4 separate regions of the Homo sapiens genome follow, and regions 2, 3 and 4 are each linked to region 1. A link is a loop called in an ENCODE intact Hi-C map of the cell type or tissue named here. Cell type or tissue: IMR-90. All regions are shown on one strand. Region 1 has its middle 190 kb from the start of MIR3125. Region 2 overlaps MIR3681HG (MIR3681 host gene). Region 3 overlaps TRIB2 (tribbles pseudokinase 2). Region 4 overlaps LOC105373430 (a long non-coding RNA gene).

What was found. Peaks named below come from ENCODE experiments on the same cell type or tissue, not always from the same donor. Only the 100,000 strongest peaks of a DNase experiment are listed, where the experiment ranks them.
Region 2: a loop joins it to region 1, with 4 times the contacts of the local background. A loop is called at or near these places in 2 of 110 quality-filtered maps.
Region 3: it touches region 1 in a loop (9-fold over the local background); 89 of 110 quality-filtered maps call a loop at or near these places.
Region 4: it touches region 1 in a loop (8-fold over the local background); 39 of 110 quality-filtered maps call a loop at or near these places.

Annotation. Positions count from the first base shown.
Region 1 is chr2:12,930,038-12,932,537 of GRCh38, reverse strand. No RefSeq gene overlaps it. Among named protein-coding and RNA genes, the nearest start is that of MIR3125, 190 kb to the right of the region's middle. In IMR-90, a CTCF peak has its summit at 1,121 (motif pointing right); a DNase peak (open chromatin) is centred at 1,137.
Region 2 is chr2:12,454,984-12,457,483 of GRCh38, reverse strand. The region is part of intron 4 of MIR3681HG (MIR3681 host gene); the gene reads right to left. All of the region lies in intron 1 of LOC105373431 (a long non-coding RNA gene), which reads left to right. Among named protein-coding and RNA genes, the nearest start is that of MIR3681, 260 kb to the right of the region's middle. In IMR-90, no CTCF peak of the experiment used is centred here; a DNase peak (open chromatin) is centred at 1,003; H3K27ac peaks cover 1,003 bases.
Region 3 is chr2:12,718,895-12,721,394 of GRCh38, reverse strand. All of the region lies in intron 1 of TRIB2 (tribbles pseudokinase 2), which reads right to left. Among named protein-coding and RNA genes, the nearest start is that of TRIB2, 3.2 kb to the right of the region's middle. RefSeq lists an enhancer at 1,993-2,500. In IMR-90, no CTCF peak of the experiment used is centred here; a DNase peak (open chromatin) is centred at 1,434; H3K4me3 peaks cover 2,170 bases; H3K27ac peaks cover 1,193 bases.
Region 4 is chr2:11,862,586-11,865,085 of GRCh38, reverse strand. All of the region lies in intron 4 of LOC105373430 (a long non-coding RNA gene), which reads right to left. Among named protein-coding and RNA genes, the nearest start is that of MIR4262, 27 kb to the right of the region's middle. RefSeq lists a silencer at 1,234-1,283 and an enhancer at 1,554-1,603. In IMR-90, a CTCF peak has its summit at 1,280 (motif pointing left); a DNase peak (open chromatin) is centred at 1,215; H3K4me3 peaks cover 200 bases; H3K27ac peaks cover 458 bases.

The DNA of each region.
Region 1 (2,500 bases):
CATTGTCAAGGACCTGAGAGGAGCCTCTAGGAGCAAAATTGGTCCGTGGCCAGCACCCAGCAAGAATAAAAAAGGTCCTCAGTTTTGCAGTGACAAAAAACTCAAGTCTGCCCAAGACCAGAATGAGCTTGGAAGCAGATTCTTCCCCAGGGCCTCCAGATAAGAGCCCAGCTGGGCACATTATCTTGACTTTGTCCTTGTGAGATCCTAAGCAGAGAATCCAATCGAGCCTGCCTGGAAATCTGACCTGCAGAACTATGAGATAAATGGGAGTTGTTTTCAGCTAAATTTGTGATAAGTTGGTGTTTAGCAATAGGAAGCTAATAAATTAGACAAAATAAGAAAGTTACAAACAGCATATACAGTATGATTCCCTTTTTTGTTTATATATTCATGTATTTACGAGTTTATAGAAGAAGACCAACTGAAACATATGCACAAAGATGTTAGCAGTAGGGTTTTGGTTGCTAAATTAAATTAAATTGAACAGACCTAGTTTCATTTAACTAGTAGACATCTGGGAAGTCTGATACCCATGATTGTCATGGGCTAAATCTCGTGCAAATAAACTTAAGCCCTTTTCAAATGACACTTGACCATTGGAATTAATCTCTTCTTGCTGTTTGTTCACAGAGAAGTATAGTTCTGGCTGTGAGATCTCAAAAATCAGAGTTCAAATCCTAACTTCACTGCTTAGGAGGTTTTTAAACTAGGGTGTTTTAAATAACCTCTTATAGTTTTAGTTTCCTTCCATCTGAAATCTGAATGAGAATACTCACCAGTGAGGATCATTATGAAGATTCAATGGGATGATAAATGCAGAGGACATAGTACCACCATTACTAAGTACCTGGCCAACTCTGCCACCTACATTCACTAGTTGTTGTTCTTAACGCTTTGATAAGCATTGAGCTCCTTTAAGAGTTTCCAATTTGGTCTTTCCCAGGATCTTTCTGTGAGCATGTCATAGTATTCTCTAGTGTCTAGCACAGTGCCTGGCAAATACCAAGTGCTTAGTAACAACTTCTGGTTCAATTAATTCACGAATGAGTAAAATGAATATTGGTAAAGTTGAATGCTTGGCTCCCAAGACAATGCAGATTGCAGTCACACAGCACTACCACGAGATGTCAGTATAAATAGGAAAGCTCTACAATTCAGGACTATTCTGGACCATCTTCCCCATCCCTCTTCTAGGGCTCCCGGGAAAACACACAACTGCATTACTGAAGGCAGAGAGCAACCTGCCAGGACTTTGCTCACCTCTCTCCTATTTTCACTGTGTGGTTTAATGCCTTAAAAACACAATTCCTGATGTACAGAGAAAAAAATATCTCTGCTGAGCTTGCCCTAAATAAAGACCCAAGAGACCTCATTTGGGGCCACTTCTGTATGCACACCCTCTTTCCTGTCCCTGCCTTAAATCTACATTTTGGGCTTGGATAAGGAGGTGGTGCCATAAGGAAGAACATGCAGAGTCAAATTCTGATTCCTTTACTTACTAGTTGTGTGTGTGTGCAAGTTTCTCAACTTTTCTGAGCTTCATTTTGTCATATGAAAAAATAAGAAAACCAATATATAGAGATTACTGGTGCAATGTTGCAACCATGCAGATTTAAGCAGAATAGCCTTCTCTAAAGACTAATTCCAAGACTGTCCTGGAATCAAAAGGAAGTATTTTCTTTGCAACTCTGGATGGATATGGACAGTAAGCCCACAACTACTTGGCCTAGAGCATTCTATCTCCAACAGGTGCACAAGTCTCTGAAAAAGGCTTACTTTGACATGGCCCCCAATGGTAATTTACACTTGCAAAAACACACTCTATGGAGCACAGAGATTGTTCCTCAGCTCAGCAGACTCTAAAAAAAGGGTATGGATGTCATTGTCTCTCTGGCTTCCTGTGGTCTCCATAAAACCTCCAAGTAGAGTATTTTGGGCTCATAAAAATGTCCGCAGCCCATTTCTCATCTGCTTTAATGATGTTTCCTAATGGTTAATGTTGAGATTGGCATCTTTTCTCTGGGGAAAGTGTTGTGAGACTGGCTTTCCCCTTCCCCAAAATAGCTGGTGCACACAGCCCATGAGCTGGAATGCAGAGCTAGGATTTTTCTCTTCCCATGAAGAGATATATCCTCCAAGATATGGGAACTCTACCTCATTTTTTGCAGTAACAGGCAGAACGGCCCTATTGCCACTGGGAAACAGTTGACACACCCGTTCAAGGAACTCTCTCATGGTGTGCCCACCAGGAGGGAGGAATGAAATAGACAATAAAGAAAAAGATATTACTTAGCATAGATTATGTGTGAAAAGGGTTTTATGAGCTATATTTTATAGATTAAAAAATCTTGTTTTAGAAAGAAGCACATTATTTTGTTTAAAATGCAGACTCATTTCACTTGACTGGGCCACTTCAAGGAAGCTAAGATAAAATCCAGTCATGCCCATAAATAGCCTTAGGGATAAACATCATTCTGACACACAGAACTGTGATGAG
Region 2 (2,500 bases), 480 kb after region 1:
CCATTAGATGGAAGCCCAGCTCTTGCACAGTGATTTCTGGCACCTCTGAGTGTAGAAGTATTTCTCCTTCTTCAATCTCCCTCCATACCTGCCTCCCCAGGCTCCATAAACTTCTCCCTTATGATGCCCTGCCATCTGCTATTTCCAGAATCCACTCACAGATGTGCCTCTTCTACCAATAAACTGTGAGCATGTGAAGGGCAGTGCCCATGGCTGACTCTTCCCTGTATCTGTTGACCCCACCCCAAGTATTAATGTAGGTCCTGGGGCGGAATGATGTTTGATAAGTGAGCATGAAACAGGACCCATTACGGCGAGCAGTTTAAGATGAGGAAAATTAAGAGTTGGAAGGGAACTAATATGTATTGATCCCCTATGCATGCCAGGCTATAGCCTCAGTCCTTTACAGTTATTCTCCACTAATTTCTGACTTCCTATTACCATCCTCATCATAAAGAGGAAGAAAATCCCACTCAGCGAGATTAAGTCATTTGCCAGTCATCAGGATTTGCATCCAGATTGGGCAATTCCCTAATCGGTACTCTTTGTACTAAAAGACAACCCCAGGTGAATTGGCAGGATCCAAAGACTAATCCTATTTATATTCATCACAGGAGCATAATGTACCAAATACCTGAGAAGAAACAGGATAGGAAATTTTCTGTGTGTATTTTATCTGTGCAGGGAGCATTGGGGTCTATTTTCATTGGCTTTATCCCCCTTTTTTTTACTTAAAACTAATAACAACTGAATATTTTCCACTGGCGTATAAATGGATGTCTCAATTGCAAAGGTGCCGACAGCTCAGTCTTACTTAACTTTCAGTTTAGGTATCCACCCTGCATTGCACAATCATCAAATGAGATATGATGCAATTTTTTTTAAACAGACTTTGCAAAACAAGTATTGAGTAACCAGAATCTCTTTTTCCTTGTATGTGCCTAGCAACCTTGCAGGTCTGTTTGACAGGAAAAATTTGCCCTTGGACAGCAATTCAGAAAGATACTTAAAGGCTGAGAAAAGCATGAGGCTCTGGAGTGTCGCAATCAGTGGGTCAGGCTGATTAACCAAAAAGGAAGTGCTTGGGCTCCCCCGTTGCTCCGCCCCTCTCTGTGTAAGGCAGCAGGGTCAGAGAGAGAAGCCAAATTTATCTGACACATTCCTCTGTTTACTTTGTGGACTGTAGAGCTTGGTGAAAAGCTTTCTCAGATATATATATTATATATAATATATATTATATATATTATATATTATATATATATTATATATATATTATATATATTATATATATTATATATATTATATATTATATATATAATATATATATATTATATTATATATATTATATAATATATAATATATTATATATTATATAATATATTATATATATTATATATTATATAATATATATATACACACACACGTACATATATGTATGTGTATATATAGTATATATGTATATATATAGTATATATGTATGTGTATATATAGTATATATATATGTATGTATATATATAGTATATATATTATTGTTAAAAGAATGATGCAACATTGCAGAAATTTTTGAAAAGTGAAAAATTAATCATGCATCATTTCATCACCCCAACAAATGTGTTTTCGGTTTTATTTATTTCCTTCCAGGCGTCCTCCTCATTCATACATATTTTACACACTGGGACAGAATCCAGGAAACACCATCTGCTGAGCACTATTTGGTCAGAAACTGGACTCAATGATTTAGATTTTTAATCAAATTTATTTCTGACAAAATTCCTCCAAGGTCAAAAGATTGTCTCCATTTTACAGATTAAAATGCAACCACTACCTAAGAAAATATTAGTACCTGCCTGAAGTTCCCGGGTCAAGTCATGAATCTGGGATTCAAATACAGTTTTGTTTGCCCACAGAACCAGTGGTTTATTCTACATCGTCACTCAGCTTTATATTTTTCTTATTTACCATTATATATAAGTATGTTATTTTATGATACTCATCTATATTAATATGTTAATATATGTAATCTAAGTACTAATGATGTGTCACCATTTACTCTACAATATTAAGTTTTGGAGCAGATATTAATCTCAGCCTGCAAAAAATCAATTTTGCAAGAATGTAATTGTATTTTCTGTACATGGGCAATATTCATTTCAAACCTCTGTTTTGCTACATGGTAGAAACTTAATCTCATCAATTGGGGACTTACACTCCTGAAACCTGTAAAATTCCAGAGATTGTTTTTGTGTTCCATGTTCTTAATTAGTGCCATGCTTGGGTAAAAAGCCACGCATGTGGCTTTTATGTTTACCTCTCTCCATTGTAACATCCCCTGGGATGGCCTGATACCCTTCCAACTCCTAGTTATCGGTCCTTAAATGCCACTGCGCATCCTCCTTTGCCCGACTGCAAAGCCTGTGCACTTCCGGCTTAAAGTAGCCACTCCTAGGCCTCTCTTCAGAGCAAGAAACAGGAGTAGCAGGACTGAGTGAATTGGTTTTCC
Region 3 (2,500 bases), 210 kb after region 1:
AGTGCTCACAGAGTTATGATTATTTATAATCTACTTCCTGTTTCCAGGTGCATTTACAAAAACATAAAAGGTGACTTTTGCTCAGCACTTTTAGCCTATTATCCTGCTCCACTGCTGAAAAACTGGAGACAGAATTTTTAAAAAACTAACATATTTGTGGCAGCTTCAAATGTAGCCATACCTTTTGTAGAAGAGACCAAATTCCAAGATGGTGGACAGAGTATGAAAAATAAAATAAGTACTTATGTTTTCCCACACGAGAAGGAGCCAAACTTTTATTAGTAGCTATCAGGGGCATTTAGGGGCTTGGACTGGTATTTAAACCATCATCTTCACGTGCAAAATCAAGCCACAAGCCTGGTGCCAGCTTCTTTACATGTTTAATTTGGAGCCTTGGTTATGTAATGTGACAGTTCAGATAAGGCAGTAAGATTAGGCCATCATTAATAACATTTGCAAAAAAAAAGTACCCATTCTGCCAAGATAGTAATTATGTCAATCTGCACAGTAGCTACCAGTATCTCCATGAAAACATACAGTTAAAGACTCCTTAAAGTGCCTTCATTCATCTAGCAAAAGTAGGTACATGGAGACAATAAGCAGCCTTGATTATTTTGTTTAAATGACTCTGGAATCTCTATTCCTCCAAATAGTGTCCTATGGAATTCTCTACGCAGTCCCCTATAATAAATAGCATCTTTACATTTGATCTGTTTTTGCAAAGAATTTTTTCATTGGTCAACACACAGCTAGGAAACATGAGCCTTCTATTCTAAGACATCAAAAGGAACTAGATTCAATGTGTAGATTTCACTGAGCCTTAAAGTAAGCTAAGAGACCACAGCATATATATCTCTCAGGGCAGTTCAGAGAAGCAGCCTTATAAAACTCTCTTGGAGCTTCTTCGGAGATACACAACTATGCTTGCATAAGAAGTCACCCACATCATCTATGGTAAAAAGTCAGGAAAACAGAAGCTGCTGTGTCTTAAAGGGATGACCTCTGTCAAGCAGAACAATGATACTGCACTTAAATCCACTTGCAGCCACACTGTAATTGGTGAGGGGCTGATTCAATCTTTGCAATAACTAAACCAGCAGATTAAGTCCAATTTGAGGCCAGAGCACAAGTCTGCAAATGACACTGTAAGGTCAGCCCAAAGTGAAATATGTCTTGCAAAATCTGGAGAAAGAATGAGCAGAGGCCAGAGTCACCTCTGATTTTAAACAAAGAAGTAACAGCCAGATGCCCCTGCAGAATTTGGCTGCAGAGTCCCTATACTTAAAAGCATCTCCAGCCTTTGAAAAATATTAAAATGCTGTACTGAAGTTGAGCAAAAGGAATGAAAATATTCACTGCTGGGTGATTGTGCATATTTCATACAAGAGTGGCAGTTCTGTGGAATTCATTCATTTCAAAGGATGACTATCCTATTGTGCAACCTTGCAGACTTCTGAGAATTCAATCCAGCTACTGAATTTTGGTTAACTGGGCACAGTTGCTCTGGGTCTCAATAACTTAGAGAAGATGCAAAATACCAAATGCTCAGTACAAGCAAAGGGCAACATTTAAAGAGTCTCCGATTTCCCCCTAAGGGCTGAACTGAACAATCGCAAAACTGACTGGAGATCTCCACTAAACCCAAATTTTGCAATGAAATACTCCAGTCCACTAGGAAATAAGGCAAGTCCGCAAAGTAGTCTGTGGTGAATGGCAAAAGCGCGATGTGTTATTTGCAGCACAACCGTGCCCAGTGACCATTTCAAAGGCAGAATGGGTCCCCCACTCTCCCCTTACCCCCTCAAAAAAAAAAAAAAACAGTCAGCAAATCTAAAATTAAGTGACAAAGAATCCTTGATCTAGGTCCAATTCTGGGTAGTAGTATGCTCTATTATAGTTATTTTCTTTTTCGCAACTATTTCGCCCCTCATCCACTTGTCTGGGGCCCGGTGGGTGCACACAAAGATACACAGACACACATATACATAAACCAGTCACTGTTCAGGGTTAAAGACAAAAAAGGAAACCGAAGTGTCCATCGCAGTGGTATTACCACTGCGGATCCCTAGGGCTCCAAACGGGAGCCTCTTAACCTTACAGGCAAAGGTGTTGTTCAGGGGGGCACGGAAGAGAGGGGATGAGCAGACAGGGAAGTCTAGAGATGGGGAGAGAGACCAAGACCAGAGAGAAAGACCCAAAGCATTCACTATTCACCAGAAAGTGCTCAGGCTTTGATTTCCACCCCAACCCTCCTTTCAAGGCTCCAGGCAGAAGAAAGGTCTTTGTAAACTCCTTCCCTGCGCTGGGCCCCTGGGCTCAGCCGAAGGGGGCACCTTTGTGTGTCTGTTTTAAAGGGCACCTTCGGAACAAAGGTTTAACACCTGCCCGCTGCTAAGAACAATGGCTGCGAAAAGAACGAAGTCATCAGTCTTAAAATTACCGGGGGATTCCCTAATCCTTGTTGGAAGGGGAGGGGGCTAGACACAGGAAGAAATCCCCC
Region 4 (2,500 bases), 1.1 Mb after region 1:
TATTGGCACATGAACCCAAAATGACCGGGCAGCAACTGCAGCTTTACGTTTAGTGGGCTCTTTACTGTATTCCCTGATGGTATTAATAATTATTTCCCCTCCGGGCACCAAGAGCTTTAGATCCTCAGAGCCTAAAATTGCAGAGACAGACACAAATCCCCACGTGATTGCTCGGGGTGATGGGGAGCAGAGCCACTGCTGCTTCCATTTCGGGGTTCCTGGACCCACCCCTTCCATCTATTCTGCAGCAGGGCTCACTCCAGGGACTACACCTGCTCTGTCTTCTCACTCCCCTTTGCGCAGACTTTGAGAGCAGGGTTCATTTGTATTGCTCTGTGTACATACACTCACTCCCACTGCCCTGCATCAGTAAGGCCACTGATGGAGGAGAAAGGTGCTTTCACATGCCACATATGCCACACCTCTGAGTGGTATGGCTCATTTTCCTCAAGCAAAATATCAGGACCATGGTCCTAATACCTAACACCAGGATGATGGGTCAGGATGTTAAATTGGAGCCAACTCAGGATATCTACAAAAGCAAAATGGCTACTCAATTTGGGTAAAGAGCTGGCAAAGTTAAAAAATATCATAAGCAGTCTATATGTGGTCAGGAAGAAGGGGGACACCGAAGACCAGGATATATAAAGGCTCTGATCCTGGCGGAAATTCAACTTTGGAAATTAGGCTCATTTCTCTGCCAGGCCAGGCTCCCCTTATTTGGAAATCAGGGCAGCGAGATTGTCACCTGGGGTCACAGCAATGCACCAGGTCTCTGTCCCAAGGACCACAGTCTGTCCAGGCTCTGGGAGTGGAGGATGGGCTGGGCAGGGTGTGTGTATGGAATGTGCTAGACAATGGCCAGCTCCCTGGCCACAGCCAACCCTGAATATCCTGCCTTGGCCAGAAGGGTCCTGGAGAGGAAGCAGACACCGAACAATTGGGAAAGGTCTAAAAACCGCAGGAGTCGGCTGAATACAGCCAAGAGGCTGCCCAGTGATGCAATTCATGGGAGACAAAAAAAAAGAAAGAAAGAAAAGGAAAAAAAAAAAAAAAAGAAAGAAAAAAGAGCCCTCCAATCCTACCCAGGAGCATTCATCATTCAGCGTGACCTTCCAGGAATCTGCTGACAGACACAAAGTGTTTTGTGTAACTTTCTGCCTGGGACCTGGAATGACTGACGTGTCCCAGAGAAGGGGCGGAAGGGAGCTGGATGGTGGGGAGACTGGGGGAGGCGGGCAGCCTCGGTTCCCTGCAGGGGATTGTTGGGCACCATCTGCTGGTGGCAAGGGGAACGACACCCCACCTCTGACCCAACAAAGGAAAGCAATGTCTTGGGAAGCAAGTACTGAGGGAGGGCGTCGGGGAGAGGAACACAAACACACTTCTCACCTGCTGAGCCAGAGGCTTCCACAGGTACCTTCTGGTTAGGAAAGAGTTGCTATGCCCATCTTACAGATGGGAAACTGAGGTTCAGGGAGGTGATTAATTTCACCAAGGGTAAGAATGGACGAATTTGTTGCCATTGAATAACCATTCCTTGTTCTGAACTCATTCACAGAGGCTGGAATAGTTCCTGGAACATAAATGCTGGCTGAGTGAATGGCTGAATATGGCTTGAGAAGTAACTTGTGTTTTTGTACTATGCCTGTCTGAACCCAACAAAATAGGAAAAAGTCAATGCAAACCGAGAGTGGTGGCTGCGATTGCAGATGGCTCTCCGGAAACGCCCAGTGCATGACATCCTCCCCGCCTCCTGTTTCATCTGACAAGATTACAAACTACTTCAAAGCCTAGGGTAGGTTTTACTCCTTGTTGACCTCAACCTAGCATTTAGCTGTCCTGGAGGGGCCACAGAAGGAAGAAAGACGATGGAGCTGCATAGGCAGGCACCAGATTTCAAAGAGTCTCAAACCGGTGCAAGGTGACAGGTGACAGGCTACCACTGAAGTTCTGAAGAACCCTTTGCTATTGTGACAGCTTTTCGCCAGCCACCCAGTTGTTTCATGTCTCAGTGGAGGACCCTTATCTTCTCAAAGGTCTAGTGATATTCAGGTACATCAAGCCTTTTCATGCTGAATTCTACCAACATGTCCATCCATCCCGTCCTAATCCCACCCCCCGACACACACACACACACACACACACACACACACATCCTTCCCCCAAACACAGAAACATACCTACACACCAACACTCCTACACACAGGCAAAAACTTCACCAGTCATCAACTGTTACACAGTAAACATCAACATCTCTAAACGCTGAGATAGGTAACATCTTTGAATCCTTGCAATTAATTCCTCCATTATCCATTATTCCTCCATTCTCTCTGACTGGGATGAACATCGCCCTCGGGCAAACTCCCGTTCAACCGTCAAGGCCTATATCCAACATCACCCCACTCTTTGAAACCTTTCCCTACCCCATCACCATTTAGTGTTCCCTTCTCTGACTACCCGGGGAATATGTTTGGAGTTGACAATAACACTTAAAGCA